Linked DNA regions of Homo sapiens: region 1 is linked to region 2. The links are chromatin loops, found by intact Hi-C in ENCODE. Cell type or tissue: GM12878. All regions are shown on one strand.

Region 1 (8,000 bases), 52 kb before region 2:
CCCCGGGGCGCCTAAGCCCTAGGATTTCCAAGTTGCAGGGGGAAAGGTGAACCTGACTCCCCTCCCGAAGGGCTGCGTGGGGGGCTCAGAAGACTCCTGTCAGGGGTTGGGGAGGCGCCTCGAAGCGGGGCCCAGAGTGAGGCTGCTGAAAGGGGGCCTGGGGGGTAGGCGGTGCGCCCTCGAGGCCACCTGGTCAGTAAAGGCGCTTCTGTGCTGTACAAGCAAGACAGCAGTTGTAGCACCCGACCCTCGGGCTCCAGTGGCCCACGGTGCAGGCGGGCAGGGGAAGAGTGGCTCTGCGCGCAGCCCCGGGTGCCCTAAGGTCACCTCCTCATCCCCTGCCGCTGCTGTGCCGCCCCAGCCCTACCCCCGCCCCGAAAAAACCCGGCCGCGCGGGCCAGAGCCTAAGCTGCACGGGCTCCTGACCCCGGCTCGCCAGGCTCAGCCCAGTCCGACCCCGCCTCGGCTTCACAAAGGCCACGTGCGGCCAGGGCCGACAAGGAACGACCACGACTCTCAGATCTTTAATTACGCTAGGAGTCCCTACCCTTCCCCCCAACCCATCGCCGGCTTCCAGCCCTTTAATCAATTTCACGATATTAAATATTAATTTCCTGCCAGCCACGGTTTCTCGGAGGAGGGGGAGGGGATGGGCAGGGCAGCTCCGAGGCTGGAATGGCTTTGCAGGGTGTGACCACGACAGCAGGGCGCGGAGGACGCGCGGATTCCTAAGTGAGCTGTGCCCAGAACTCGGAGCCACTGGGTTTTCGCTCTGTAGCTGGGGAACTTGGAGAGTTATGAGCGCCTGGGTGCAGGCCTCCAGGAGGGGCAGCGAGGTGCGCGGAGAGTCCGGGTGTGCTGGGCGACCGCCTCCTGCTCCGCGCGCCCCCCCTCCCCACCCCAGCCGCGAGTCAGCCTCACGCGGGCCCGCGGCGCGCTGCGATGATGGATCGCGCCTGGCGGGGGTGATTTGGTGTTGATCGCACATTATCACTGGCAGGTTGGACTGGTTGCTGATGGACGACTTCTAGCGGCGGCGGCAGCAGCGTCTTCAGACACCGCGCTGGGACTCGCTCGCTCGGCGAGGGTCTTTCCCCCCCCCACACCCCCTCCCTACTTCCAGGCGCCAGGAGGGCCTGAGAGTCCGAGTGGGGTCTCCTCGCGTCCAAGGCCGCCCGCTCCCGTCTGGGTCCGGGTGTGGGCTGTTGGCTGGGTGAGGAGAGGAGCCAGGACGCCTCTCCCACTTCCTCCCACTCCTCCTTCCCTTGCCGCCTGCTCCCCACCCCCTTCCTGCTTCCCCACCGAAACCCGGAGGCCCTGGGTCACTCCGCGGGTGATATCCACGCCGCCTGACCCTGGCCGCGGGGGTGCGGACTCCTCTGCTCCGCAGCCCCCGACCCTCTCCCCCGGTCGCAGCAGCCGCGGCACTGCGGTGCGCCCCTTCTCGCCTCTTTTTCTAAAGTGCCTGCAGATACAAAAGCGGTTTCGTAATGCCTTCCGTCTGCGAGAGCCGGAGGACCTTGGCTGACCTTTCGGAAACTGATTGCAACTGCCTGTTAACAGCCCGTACTGACCGCACTGAGCGGAGCGGAGGACAATCATTTAAGTGACAGACGGCGAGGTGGCCCCGGCTCAGTCGAGCGGCCTGGTTAAGCCCGCCCCGCCCCTCCCCCGACCCCCTCCCCTCCCGCAGCTACTCCCCCAGCCCCGGGCGCACTGCGGGCCGCGGCGGGCGCTCGGGCAGGCGGAGAGGACGCGCGCGCGCGTGCGTGTGTGTGTGTGCGCGCGTGTCCACGATTACCGGCCGACGGGTTAACCCTTTGCCGAGCAGCCGGTCCCTTTGAGGCCGGGTGCTGCCGGATTAATCTGCCATCTGCAAAAGAGGAATAACAGGGCCGTCTCCGCCGACTTTCCCTAATGGGTAAACTGTACCCTGTTAGCGTGACCCACGCTGCGTCCCTGCTGCTGCCAGGGAAAGATCCGGACCCTTGGCTCTTCTGCCGCGGCCCTGGGTCCCCTCCCTGCACTGCCCTTCCTCTGCACAGACACAGACACAAGGAACAGCACGAGGGGTCCAAAGGCTCCCAGGGGCTCGCGGTGCAGTGGACGTGGGTGTTCCCGGTGTTTTCTATTTTGGAAACTGGAGAAAGGTGGGGTGGGGGGGACGTAGAGAAAAGCCGAGGTGGGGGAGGGGAGGCTGGTGACAGGGCACCTCGGGCTTCGCTCGCTCCCTCTCTCGGGAGAGATCGCCAGCTGCTCTCCAACAGGCAGCGCCCTGAAATCTATTTAAAGAGAGGGAAAGGGGAGGAGAACAAAGGGGGAGGAGGGGGACGGCGAGCGGAGCCTGGGCGAGAGCGAGCGAGCAGGGAGGATCCGCCGCTCCGCGGGCACATCAAGCGCTCACATCTGTACACTCCGCGATCGATGGGGAGAATGGATAATATTTGTCAGCTGCAGACCTTTCTCTTCCCGGTTCCTGGGGAGGGGAGGGGGCGAGGAGGGGGAGGGGCGGGCAGGCCAGGCGAGAGAGGCCGCCTCAAGGACAGCGCGCTTCCCGCTGCAGCCACACGGAAACCCAGAGCCATGAAAGCCGGGGGATTTTTCTCTTATTATCATTATTAATTATTTTTTATTATTCCAGAGCAGCCAGCGAACGCTCGGTGGCGCCCCTCCCCCGCCGCCTCCCTTTGTTGATTCTCAGCTGCTAGAGCGGCGGGCCCGAGCCGCCACCGCCGCAGAGCACGATCTGCTCTTGCGCCCTCGGTCGCAGCTGCGGCCCAGGAAGCCGGGGCTGCGTCCCCGCCCCCTGCCCCCCACGGCGCGGCAGCCCTCGCACCCCCTCCTCGCCTCCCGCCACGAGGCCAGCCCTGCCTCTCCACTGCCTCTCGCTGCGGCTCCGAGTCCCCAACGCAGAGCAGAGGCACTGGCTGCTGCGGCCCCGAGCCTCCGGCCGCGCGGGGGCCTTTGCCACCCCCTAACCCCCGCGGCTGCACTCTGATGCCGCCGTCCTCACACATGGTCTTCATTTTGCACACTAGCGGCGTGCTTCCTCTCAGCTCCTCTCCTCGGGGCTTTTCGGAGCGAGGAGGGAGGTTTAGAGGAAGTTAGAAACCCAGCGAGCCCAGGGGAAAGGGGGAAAACCCTCGCTCTTAGTCTCAGCTTCCGAGGCAGAGGGAGCGCCCCGCGGGGGGTGGGGCAGAGTCTGGGTGCCCTCCCCTTCCTTGGATGCAGGAAAGGTTAAGTGAGGGGTGGCGGTCGGAGGAGCGACAGATTTGCTTTTGCTCATCCACATGCCTGCTCAGACCGGCCTGGGTATCACTGACCCGGCACTCTCGGAACGGCAGAACCCGGATGGGAGCAGATCCGCCAAGCGGTCATCAAACAAGACCAAAGACATTTCAGCTGTCCCCCACCCTCGGGCCTTGGGCGAGGGTGGGGGTGCCCCCTGGGTCTTTGCTTCCTCGCGCACCCCAAGGTTGGAAGGCCAAAGCCGACGCCTCACAGACCGGGGGTCCGGGCCCCCTCTCTAGGGCGGAGGTGTGCAGAAAGCTCTAGTGCGAGTTTACTTGCGGCCTGGCTACCCCCTCCCCCCGCCGCTGTCCTGCGATTCCGGGCCAGCCTGCGGCGGCGTCCCCGACTGCTCCGCGGTCCTGGGCAGGGCAGGAAGCTGGCACGGCCGACGGCTGGGCAGGCGCCACTTGGCCGGGCAGGCTGCTCGCTGGAACTCGCGCGGCACCTTCGCGCCGAATCGGGTTCCTGGGTCTCCAGCCCGGTCACCCTGAGCGGTTTCACCCCCCACTTTGACCATCGGCCTCCCGCGGAAGTCTCCCTGTCTCCTCCCGCCCTCTCGGCTTTTCCCTTCCTCATTCTGTCTCGGGAGCTCCTTAATGCAGTCAACCGCCTTTCCCGAGATTCAAAAAGAAGTTTTGTGTTTCCCCGGGGGCAGCCGCCTAATGCTTCCCTTGTTTTCCGGAACAAAGCAGACATTCAGTGAGGAGGGGGCAGGCGCTGACTCCCTCCCCTCCCCGCAGCACCCCGCACTCCTGCAGATTCAGAACGCTGGCTCCGGGGCCCGGGTGGCCTGGGGGTGGGGTGGGGACCCCCTTCCCCTAGGCTTGGCCACAAAAGCCTCGCCCGGTAGCCGGAGAGAAAGCGGCGTGGTGTTTGGGTGAGGTTCCCAGCCCGGGCGGGGAGGGCGTGCACGCGGCTGTTTACAGTGTGCCTGTGCTGCTGGAAGCTCACCCGCCGCCGCTTGACAGCGTGGGGCACCCGCTGGCTGCCAGCTCAGAGGAGATGCGCAGCGGCGAGCCCTCCAGCACTCCACCCGAGGCCTCCGCAGCGCCAGGGCCAGGGCGCGCTGGGAAGCTCCAGGTCTCCAACCCCGAGTTCCTTCGGCCCACATACCCCTCCCCGTAACAATGGCCTAGATCCGGTAGTATATCAAAGGGACGGGGTGGGGAGGGGTGAAGAGCGCACAAGGGGCGCTCAGGGCTGTCGAAGCGCCTGGGTTCTGAGCATATCCCCGCCGCCGCCTGTCCCCTTGCAGGACTAAATTCCCCGGCCCGAGTGAGCGAAAGACAAATACTCTAGTGACTTGGAGGTGTTTCTCTCTCCGGATACCCCCCTGCAACCCCACCAACCCCTACCCACCGTGCCCAGTGAACTTCTCTCCACCCCACCCCGTGGGGACCGCTGCACTAGCTGTGCCCACGAGCGCCAGGCCTTCTCGTCGGCGCAGCGCTGCCTTAGATCCCGCTCCACCTCTTCCCCTCTCCTGGGCCTGTGGCCGGCCCCTGGCGCCTCCAGCGCGGCCTGAAACTTGATCTCACGTCGAAAGGACAGTGTGTAAACACCAGGCGCGCTCCGAGAACCCACGGGAGGGGCCGAGCGAGGGCCGCCGGGGCAGCTCGAGGCCCCGCGCCCCCGCCTGCCTGCTCGCCCGGGACACGATCGGCGGGGCCGCCGTCTCGCTCTCTGCCTCCCCAGTTGGCTCAGCTAATTGGAGCCGCCGCCGCCGCCACCGCTGCGGCCTCTTGTTGAATTTTCTAGATCGCAACCGTTCAGTCGTGGCTGCCTGTCGCTCCCCTCCCCCTTCCACAGCTGTTACCTCTGCCGGCAACTTGGTGGTGGTGGGGACCCGTCCCCCCGCTGACCCTGGCCTCAGGCTCCGAGTTCACCCCAGCAGTTCCAGGGGGTGTTTTTCTTCGAGACGTGGGAAGGGAGGTAAAGCCTTATCGGAACTGTGAGGCTTCGTGCCAGAATCCAAGGCTCGGGTACTAGCCAGAGGATCCTCCCGGCAGAAGGCCATGGTCCTCCCTGTCTTACACCAGGAGGTAGTGACAGTCCCGGAGGGAGGGGCTCCAGGAACAACTCTGCTGGCGACTTCTGTTCATTCCAGGAAAACATTACAGAAGGGTGAGGTGATGGGAGGCAGAAAGATCCCCCCTCCCTCCTGCTTGCCCCAATCCCTGTCAGCACTTGGGCATTTGGGACTTGGTGTGTAGGTTCCTTCTGCAGCAGAGCTCACCTGCGCCTTGGGCCTAATCCACCCACATGCCACAAGGATGCTTTTCCTCTTGGTTTGGAGTACCTGGTGGGTCCAGGGGGGAAGTGCCACCCTTAGTGGGTTCTGGAGGTACAACTCCCCCATGCTGGGTCAGTTCTATGCTTGTACCAGGAGGCCCTCCTGGGCCTTGGTCCTTCCCAGCCATCCCCAGCCTTAGCCTCCTTTCCCCTTGGCCAGCTGTCTCATGCCTTAACCACACATCTGTGCTAGCTGCAAAAGGTCCCGCCTGTATGGATCTGTAAGAGGCCCAGAGCTCGGCCCCATGGTTGAGGTGGGAAGATGTGAAGCAGTTTGCTAGTGCAGGAATCATGAAGATATTGTTGATGATGGCAGAGCAGTTCCTGGTCTCCAGCATTGCCTTAGAATGGCTTTTCCTCGTGGTAGAACTTTCGCTAGTGGGTTTCACAGGCTCAGGGCCCAATCTTGTGAAAGTAGCTACACTCCCCAGCCCGGAAACACATAAATACACATAGGCAAACTCCCAGGAGGCTGGGTGTAGGAACCACCACCGGGGGGATCTGCAGCAGCCAGAGAATGTCTGCTTTTCCTGTGATGGTTCTGAGAAGGGCGCCTGTTCCCTCCCTTTGATGGTTCTCTGACAACTGTTAGGTAACAAAGAGTGGAGGCCACAGGCTCATTAACTGTCATTTTCCACCTCTTTCCTCCGCTTCTAACTTTTACCCAAATTACTACTTTGGAGTTTTCCTGAGGTGTTCTCTCCATCTATTTATAACTAGAGCAAGATTTCCAACTCAATCCTTATTGATTTAAACTATGATAAAAATGAATCCATAAAATTATTATTATAATTTGGTGTCTAAGATGACATTTCACTAGGTCAAGTTCACACAGTTTTTGGCATCTAAAATCCCCCAGGCCTTTCCAATCAGATAACCTAAGTGTGTTTCCCACTGTCAGTTTCTCTTCCCTTTCCGTAGTGGAAAAAAACTGAATCCTCTCAAAGATGTTTATTCTCCTTCACTCCTACCCCATCAGTCTGTGAGAACCTTGTTTCTGTTTAGGGTAAGGTATATTTCTATGTTTTGATAAAGAAGAGAGTAATACATGTTCCTCTTCAGGCCTGAAAAGATAATTATGCATCCTGGGAGCTTGCTCTTCTCCTGGCTGTTTAACGGACAATCTGGATTCTGGCTCTGGAGCAGGAATGCTTCGATGTCCCAGTCTCCTTCTCGTCCCCTTTCCTCTGTCACCACTCAGCCATCACCAGGCCTTTAGGCGGGTCACACGGCCTGAGGATTTCTGTTCTGAAGGCTCAGAGTGCCTCAGAAGATTGCAGCTCAGAGCCTGGTATCATGCATTCACATTTCTTTTACTGTGCAAAGCATATTCGGAGCCATTGGGATTCCTGTTCCATCTCTCTGAAAGCTTATGCCAAGAGCTCCCCATGGGGCCTATGGTGATGGATGTCATGAGGCCCAGGAAGGAGCCATCATGGTGGGAAGAGTTGAGAGCCTGCATGTAAGACTCAGACTCGAACCAAACCTAAGTGCAAATAACAAGGAAAAAAAGCAACTCCGCGCACCTGGCTGGTACCCTGCTTGGAAACAAACCGTACCTCCCCACCCTCCCATCTCAAAGCTAGTAGAGCCTAGGGGCACACCATTCCTTTGGCTTCCCTTTAGCTTGACCTGGGAATGGCGCAGTTAAGCATATCAGGAAGCTGAGATGCATCCACTACTCCTCACTTCCCCTGGCGCTGGGCTCAGCTTGGCTGAACTTGCCGTTCCTGTCTTTTTAGAAGAGCTGGTTGTGTTCCCGAAGCAGGATCGCACTGTGCCGCCTCCCCAGGGGTCCCCAGCTATTGATTTTTAATATCCGTATTCAATATTGTGTATTAAACATTGAATCCATGCACAAGAGGATGTGATGCAAATCACCAGCCGTGCCTGAGACTTTAATAGTTGTTTTATTGCCCGGAAACCACAGTTGGACGCAAGGCATCCTGCAGCCGAGGCTGGGGGTGGGGATGACAGGCTGAGAAGAGAGCTGAGCGGAGCGGAGCAGAGCAGAGGATACGAGATCTCTGAAATCCGCACTACTGAAGGCACAGCCAGGCACTAACAGCTCCCCCCAGGCAGGCTGGTGGGGGGCCGGCTCCAGGCTGTTGTGGAAAGAGCAGGGGCTGTTGTGTGAGACCCGGGCAGAGGAAGAGGTGTGGGGCTGTGTTCTTCCTTCCTGGACTTCCCTAACTGGACTGTGCATTCCTGTCCGGCAGTCCTTCCCCTCCATGCAGATGCTCACCCAGAAACACATACACAACGATGGAACAGGAAAGTTAACTTTGGGGCAGGAAACCCCAGGCCTCGGGCCTCTTCCACCACTCTTCGCGCTGTGACCTTAGCACAGACCTCTCTCAACCCGCTGGGCCCCATTTCCCTCCTTTGCCAATGGGGGTGATGCTATCTGTCCTACT
Region 2 (8,000 bases):
GACCCTCCCAAGTATAACTACCTGTTTAGTTTGAAGGCACTGAGTGCGATGGCGAAACACAAACATCGACCAGTAACTAAGAGAAGGAAAACCCAGCCGCGAGCTTGGGTTGGATACAGGATAAATCCTCATCACGCATCCCTGGTTTTATTCAGCCTAATTGCACTAGTAATCCTGCCCCCCGCGAGAAAGCCTGAAATCCTGCAGTCGAGGTGCGACTTTTCCTGGGGAGCCCCGCCAATGGGGGGTGGGTTGTCAGTGGAGGGGAGGTGGGTTTTAAATGTCACTTCCAAATGAAAATCTTTCTTTCTTTTCTTTTTCTCTTTTTCTTTTTTGATCCAGTTTTCGAAAAGAGCATTTTTGCGAGATAAGAAGTGACCGATCAAAATCGCTAAGGGGAGGTTGTAAGCAGCCGCTTTGCCCCAGCTTAGCGTTATCTTATCTCTCACACTTGCATGGCGGAAAAAAAAATTGGCTTATCTTTATCCCCACCCCCTTCTCGCCTTAATTGCTAAAAAACACTAGTGTGTTAAACCGGGAGGAAGGAGGTCTCTGGAGTGTCAGTGGAAAAGGAAGATTCAAAAATGTGGGCTCCCGGGGGAAGCAAGGGTGGCAGAATTTATTCTTTCCCCCAGGCCTTTCTGGTACAACACAGGGTGTAGTCCAGGGTGGAAGGCTGGGTGGCTCTTTTTTTAAATTATTATTTTAAGAACAAAATCTGGGCTTGGCCTTGGGTCGTGTGGCTTCCCCAGGCCTCGCTTTCTGAACTTCTCCCCTCCTTCATCTCTCAAAAGCTGCTGGTGGGTCTGGGTTGAGGCCTCTCACTCTGCCTTCATCCTCCCTCCTCTAGACACATCCTCCTTTTGGGGAGGGGGGGATGCAAGGCTAGGACACATAGCCTGCTGGAAATCATTAAAATATATGCGAGTGTCTGCAAACACACACTTTTAAATCATGGCGTTTCCCCTCCACGCTGGTCTATTTAAACTCCAGAGCGAGCTGGATCTCCTCCCTCTCAGTCGTTTGTCTGTGTCACCGACAGGCCGCTAATGGCCGGGCTTCCAGGCGCTGTGCATTATGCATTAGCCTCCTCCCTCCGCCGCACACAGAAGGTTCTGTCAGGCCGCACCACACAAACCACCCTGAGCCCCCCCACCCCACCCCCCGCACTCAGGGCCGGGGGCTGCGCGGCTGCTAACGCGCTGGGAACGCAGGTATGGAGAGGAGGATGAGCACCGAGAGCAGAGTGGTTCGGAAGGTGGAATGGGAGCGGGTGAAATGTGCCGAAGATTACACCGTTTGGAATGCCCAGTCCGTTGTGAGCCCCAAAGCTTTGCTCCTGGCTGCGACCTTCTCGAGGCAACCATCCCGCGCCACTCACCTCTGTGACCGACTTTGTTGGGGGCGGGAGGGCAGAGGTATTTAGAGACAGATCAGCACCGCTTTCCCTTCTGCTGGTCCGTACCCACCTTCCTGCTGCAGGCGAGGGGCTGGCAGAGCCTTCTCTACCCCTCCAGTTCGGGAGTGGTACCGCGAAGGGGTTCGGGGTGGTGCGTCTTCGCAGGGACCCGGTGGGAGTGGAGGAGGGAAGCTGGATACAAAATGGCTGGGGCCGGAGGCCGGCACACTGGGTCCGAAGGCGAGTAGTTGGTGGTTCCCCGCCCCCTCTCCCGGCGGTTCCCACTCACTGCCCCCAGCCGGGTAAAATATGCGCAGAAGGCGCCTTGCTAAATAAGCAGCCGAGGCGGGACGTGGCGTCCGGGTTTATCTGCAGGAGCACCCGGCCCAGCGCGGCGGCGTCGAGGGCTCTTAAGCCCTTGCCGAGCGCAAGAGGCGGCCAGCCTCCCAGAAGCCTCCTGTATTATGCCCATTTGGTCGACACCCAACCACCCTGCGGGCCCCCGTAGTGTAGATGCCAGTTCACCCACACGTGCCTGTGTTCGGGGAGCTCAGGGCCTGACCCAAATCGAGCCCAGACCAGAAATTCCAAGATGGTTGCTAGGAACCACGGAGAGGCTGCCCTTAGGGCCTTCCTTCCCCAAACACCCAATAACCCTCCAAAGGCTAGGAAGAAGAAAGAACAGTCATGTTCAGCCTGGCGACCCTTAAGTCCAGCAGTCTTCTGCCCTGGGAGGCAGCTACCTTTAGATGTTTCCAGATGAGTGAAATCCTGGGAGGAGGATGCGCCTCCTGTTTGTTACCTCGTTTGAGTTTCAGAGGGGAAGCCAGCTGTGCCTTGTGCTTGGAGGATGGGGCAGCGGATGTTTTTTAAAGTGCCATTGGATAAGCCCAGAGTTCTTGTACAAAGTGACCAGAAGACTATAAGTGTGGGTGTGTTTTTAAAGAAAGGCTACCTCACATTATGTAAAAATACATTATCTGTACTCATCCGAGTCCCACCTGTTCCAGTACCAAGTGTCATCGCCCTGAGAACAGCCTCCGAGGAGGACCATCGGAAGCCTACACATACGTTATAAGCTTTATGATGTGGATCCTAGTATACGTTATAAATAAATCTTGCACACAAGGTTAGAAGGCCAGGGTCCCCCCAAACACAGGATGCCTGGCCTTTCCCCTAGGCCAGGGTGGAGCTGGAGGTGTGTGGGAGAGGCCCTAGCGGGTCTTGCAGAGTCAACCTGCCTTGAGAAGGGCAGCCAGGCTCAAGGCCTGCTCCTAGAAGGGCCAGCTCGATTGCCCAGTTGCAGGGCCTGGTTAGCCTGAGGTCGAGTGGTTTGTTATAATCAGGAGACACTTCCATGGGAAGGGAGATTGGTGGCGGAGGGGCAGCCCCCGCTGCTCCATCCGCAGCACCTCTCATTTCGGCACCTATTTCTTTATTTCTCCGTGGGCTGCACGGCCTCCCCTCCCATGCACTCCTTTGCTCACTCTCTCCTCCTCCTCTGTTTTCATTGAAATCCTCCCCTTGCTGAGTGCTGGGTATAGCAGCCTGACCCCCGGGTCAGCTCCCGAAGGGCTTGTGGGAGGGCAGGAGAGGAGGGGGCAGGAGAAGGGCCAAACCGCCGGCACCCATTGCAGGCCCCGCGGCATCCCCAGCTCCCTGAGCCCCTTCTTAAGTGAGGACACAAGATGGGATTGCCCTTCGACAGCTTTCTGCTTGTTTTCCCCAGAACAATTGGAACTAACCGGGCCAATAGGTGTAATCTCCCCTCCCCCCCTCTGCCTTATAGCGCCTCGGGAAAATCCCACATTTTAATTCCCAGTGAGTCACGAATCCCCCCCACCACTCATGCCTCTTAGGACTCCCTTAATAAGATATTTTTGAAATCCCACGGAGTTGAAAAATGTATCCCTAGGAGATGGAGGAGAAACCCTTTAATCCTACCAGCCTACCGTGGAGGCAAGATCCCTAGAAAAGGTGGGGGAGGATGTTGCAAATTACGTCAAAGGCGAATTTACTGGCCTGTTTGTCTCCAGCATCAAATTTCTCCCCCAGTCAGCCCTCCCCTCGGCCCCTTCGCATTTACAGCACCCCCACCACCCCTGTTCATTTTAACTCTAGGACTTTTTTTTTTCTTTTTCTTTTCTTTTTTTTTTTTTGAGACGGAGTTTCGCTCTTGTTGCCCAGGCTGGAGTGCAACGGCGCGATCTCGGCTCACCGCAACCTCCGCCTCCCGGGTTCAAGCGATTCTCCTGGCTCAGCCTCCCGAATTCTAGGACTTTTAAAGTTAGACAAACAGGCCTCTTTGTCAGCAGCCCCGGGAGGCCGTAAGACTCTGAGAGGCTGCAGGCCCCGAGCTCGGTTCCTGGATTTTCTAAAAGTTCTGGACGTTTACATGCGACTTCGAACTCCGAGAAAAGCCTGTGCCTGGGGGCAGAGTTGGGGAGACGAGGGGAGGGGATAGAAGGTGGCTGGGCGCCGGGCCAGGGCCTCTGCGGTTCGGCCTAACCGAGCCGGAAGAGCCTGGCACGGCTCCACACTGGCCCAGGCCAGTTCTCCCGTCCAGCCTGCAGCAGCAGAGCGGCCTCCTCGCCTGGAACCACGTTCAGAGTTTCCCCACAAATACCCAGCTTCAGCCTTCCCGGTTATTTTTGACTTGTTTTGAATAAAAGGAGTCGCTTCAAAAAGAAATGTTGCCACAACACACAACCAGAGGCCTTTTCTCCAGCTGTGTCTGTAACTCGCATGCGTTCAATCTAATAACTTTTAATGTCTGGTCCTAAAATGTCTTTATAAAAAATAGTTTTACAGCATAATAGTCCAGGTGTCTTTCTGCTTGTTACCGGAGATTAAAAAAATGTGTGGGTTGGCTTGCAGAGATATCCACCCCCAGAAAGACCAGGAAGAAAAAAGCGTGCATTCCATTCTGCAGGCGCTGGTCCTGGAAGCGTTCGCGGCCCAGCCTGGCTGGGCACTGCTCGCGGGGGCACTTGCTCGCCTGTCTTTTGCATCAGTTGTTATAAGCAGCTCTGGAGCATGAAGATTTAATTCTGCCGAAGTTTCGGGTTTCAAACGGTAGAGATGTTTCACTTCTGCTTTGAGAAGGGCTGTTTTTATAACTATGTGCTGAGAACTAAAACAGAATGAATAAAATCGCACCTAATACCAGTCCCACAGTCAGTAGTGAGTCTAATTTTTAAAAGGGAAAATATCTGCTAGCTAGAGCTGATTTTGGCCTTGACCTTGACTTAGTAATCAACTTGAGATGCTTTTGATTATTTTTGGCATGGGGACACTCCAGGATATTTTAAAAACTTTCCGTGTGGATTTACAAGCCACCTCCATTTCAGATTTATGTTTCATGGAGCCTGCACCATCTTGTCCTTAGGCAGAAAGAGACACCCCACCCCCTTCCCAGTATAAAAAGACCCTAGTGGGCAGCCGAATGGGGTCACCATTGGCCGCGAAGTCCGGGCCCGCAGTCTGGGCGCGGTTAGTCCGGAATACCCCCTCCCCCACTCCTACCCCTTCCCGCCAGCTTCACCAACTAGGGCTTCTCGGCTCGCCCTTGAGGCTTTGCGCTCCGGGGAGGCCGGAACCTCGCTTCTCCGCTTCCCCCTCCCTCCCGCCTGCCCCCGCCCTCCCCCCGCGCCCAGAGCCGCGCCGGGTGCGCTGGAGAAGCTCAATACGTGTCAATTGAATTGAACTGCTGCGGGCGCAGGCTGTACGCCGCCGCCAAGCACCGATCAGCACGACGTTACCGAGTGGAAATTTATGGGGCGAACGGTGTAAGCCAAAAGTTGCTCCCTGTCAAGGAAAATAAAACGCGGGAGATAATCTCCCAACGCCGGGGCGAGGGGCCTGGGCAGCCCCTCCAACCATCAGAGGTACAGACCGTGAAAATGCTCGAGAACCGGGAGAAATACAGGCGGATCTCCGCTCGCCGACCGCCCCCCACACGCCTCCCGGTGCCTCCACGGGCTGCTCCCCCCTTCCCCCACCTCCAAACAATTCCCACACAATTGAAACGTCCGGGGAACTCGGGCGCGGAGTTCAGGCGGAACGGCCACCGTTGCCTGGGGTGGTGTTTTCAGGTAGCTTTTAACACCGAAATGGGAAAGGGCTCCTCTGGGAGGAAGGGGCAAACTGGGGTGGGGGTGAGCACGGGAGCACACAGGCCACGCTCCGCTGGGTCTCGGAGGGGACGAGGCCGGGAGAGCGCAGCGCTGGTGGCAAGAGGCGGCGGCAGCGGCTGCTGCCGCTGGGGTTTGACAGCTTTGGCTGAGCGGAGTGCGAGGCGCTTTATGGTAATTGCGGTCCTCCACTGGCCTTCTGGGTAGCGAGGGGAGTCTCGGCGCGCGGCTGGGAGAGCCGCCCCCGCCGCCCCCATCCCTTCGGCTCTGGCTCTGCCGGCAGCCCTCGCCGCCGCCGCCGCCCAAGTCGGTCTCCGGCTCGCCCAGGACGTGCGCCCGGGTCGGGCGTGCGCAGCCAACTCGGCCCGAGCTGGGGAGGGGAGGCCGGGGGACGAGGAGGGGGGGCGCCACCCAAGTGGTCCGGGGTTCGGATCCAGAGAGGCCAAAACGTGCCGGGCCGTGCATCGATGACGGCCGGGGAAACTCGGGCAAACCTTTCCTGGGGAATCACCCCTCCCGAAACCCCGCCGCGGAGGCGCCGCAGCGGAGGGTGAGCGGAGACTGGCGGAGCTCAAACTTGCGAGAGCTGGAGGCGGCGGCGGGCGGGCGGCTGTCGCCCGAGCGCTGCGCCTGCGGGGGGAGGGGAGGCGGCTGTTGGGAGGGAGGGAGGTAGGGCGGGCGGGAGGGAGGACGGGCGGAGGGAGGGGGAGGAGGAAGAGGAGGGAACCAGGGAGGGGGGACGCGTTGGGATCGCGGCGTGCGGCGGCAGACGGAGCCTGGGCTCCCAGCGGCAAGGTGAGGCAGAGCTGCGCTCCTCGCTGAACGCGGGCCGAGCTCGGCGGCTGCGGGGGAGACGCGCAGGAGCCCAGACCGCGACCGAGAGCGGGAGCTAGGCGGGCGGCGGCGGCGGAGGGGGAGCCCGCGAGCCGCCGGGCGGAGAGCCCAAGCCGCGCTGTCGCCGCGCAGGGACGACTTGGCCAACACTCACACACACTCACACACACCCAGCCCGAGCGGGCGCTCGCGGCGAACCGTCAACATGGCGCTGGGGCTCCTGCCCGAGCGCGGGCGGCGGCGGCAGCGCGGGAGCTGCTGAGCTCGGCCAAGCCCAGTCCAGCTGCGGGAGCCCGGAGGATCGCACGGGGCTGTCGCCACCTGCCCGGAGGCCCCGAGCCCGCCCCGCCCCGCCCCCACCCGGCCCAGAGCCCACCCCTCGGCGGGGCCGACCCCGAGGGCAGCCGGCTGCCAGCAGACGGCGAGGGAGTCGAGTGAGCGCGGCGCCGCGAGCGGGCTGCGGGCAGCCGGGGACCGCAAACTTTGCTGCTCGCCGCGCTTCTCCGGCCCGGCTCCTTCTCCGCTCGTTAACGTCGCCAACCCCCCCCACCCCTCATATCTCTCTCCACCCACCCAACCGCCCCCCGCTCCTTCTCGCCGCCTCGAGTCCGCTTGGGGGAAAACTTCAAAGAGCCGGATCGCAGGCTCCCTGCCTACTCCCCCACCGGGGATTTCAGGTCAGTGCCCGGAACACCTTTCCCCCGGGAGACCGCGGACGGGTGGGCGGGCGGGCGCGCTGAGGGCTGCAGTCGGCCCCCTCTCCCGGGGCCCCCTCCCGCAGCGTACCCCGCGAAGCTTTTGCCTCGCGCTTCCCTTTGGCTGCTTGGCTCGCTTTCGTTTTTATTTCATAGCTATGTTATTTAAAATGCAGCCAACCTAAGCGGCCCCGCGTGGGCACCAGGGAGGGAGGGGGCGCGGCTGGGGGCCTGGCGCCTCCCGGTGGGCCAGGAGGAGAGCAGGGAGTTCGCAGAGTGGAAGTTTGCAGCCTGTGTGTGTCTGTGCGCGGGAGCGCGGTCGCCGCTGAGCGCCGCGAGTCGGGCGGAGGGGGGGGAGGTGGGCTGGAAGCTGGGAAGCTGGGTTCGGCGTTAGCTCGCGAGCAGGAAGGGGAGGGCAGCGGGTTGCCGTCTGCTTTCTTTTTCGACTCGGGAAAGAACTGTAAAAACCCCCAGCCGCCGCCACCGCCGCCTCGTCTCGCCTCTCCGGGGGCCGGTCGTTCCTCCAAGTGGAACGTCGGCGTGTGCGTGCGCGAGGGTGTGTGGCGAGTGCCTCGGGCCGAGCCGAGCTCGACCTGCCGCCGCTGCCGCGCAACTCGGGAGGGGAGTCCCGTTTTTTCTTGGCTTGCCCCAAAGCACGAATCACGTGGATTAAAAAAAAAAACTACTAAGAAATCGAGCAGAGCAAGGGGTTCCGACTTGGCCCGCCCGCCAGCCAGGTCAGACGCTTTGTTTTGTAAATGTTCTTTTAAGATTATAATCTGCGATCCCCCTCCCGCTTTCCCCCTCCTCTCCCTCCCCGATGTTCAGCGTAGGTTTTAAGTTATGAGCCCCCAGGGGTGGGTGTAGAATGTGCTTGTGCGGGGGCAGCGTCGTGGAGGGAGGGCGGGGGCGGGCGAGACCTGGGCCCTCCGCTGGGCA

The links. A loop is a pair of places that touch in the nucleus more often than their neighbours do. Peaks named below come from ENCODE experiments on the same cell type or tissue, not always from the same donor. Only the 100,000 strongest peaks of a DNase experiment are listed, where the experiment ranks them.
Region 1: a loop joins it to region 2, with 5 times the contacts of the local background. A loop is called at or near these places in 93 of 110 quality-filtered maps.

The regions. Positions count from the first base shown.
Region 1 is chrX:40,148,747-40,156,746 of GRCh38, reverse strand. It overlaps a transcript of BCOR not described here. Among named protein-coding and RNA genes, the nearest start is that of BCOR, 55 kb to the right of the region's middle. RefSeq lists enhancers at 1-133, 7,682-8,000 and a silencer at 2,912-2,961. In GM12878, no CTCF peak of the experiment used is centred here; no DNase peak of the experiment used is centred here; H3K4me3 peaks cover 2,120 bases.
Region 2 is chrX:40,096,258-40,104,257 of GRCh38, reverse strand. It overlaps BCOR (BCL6 corepressor), which reads left to right and starts at 6,300. Exons shown (of 15, transcript NM_001123385.2): 1 at 6,300-7,043. LOC107985687 (translation initiation factor IF-2-like) reads left to right here. Exons shown (of 1, transcript NR_171574.1): 1 at 1-2,522. RefSeq lists enhancers at 1,129-1,719, 3,390-3,910 and silencers at 4,997-5,106, 5,807-5,976, 6,107-6,226, 6,247-6,476, 6,537-6,586 and 1 more. In GM12878, no CTCF peak of the experiment used is centred here; a DNase peak (open chromatin) is centred at 4,557; H3K4me3 peaks cover 1,886 bases; H3K27ac peaks cover 2,602 bases.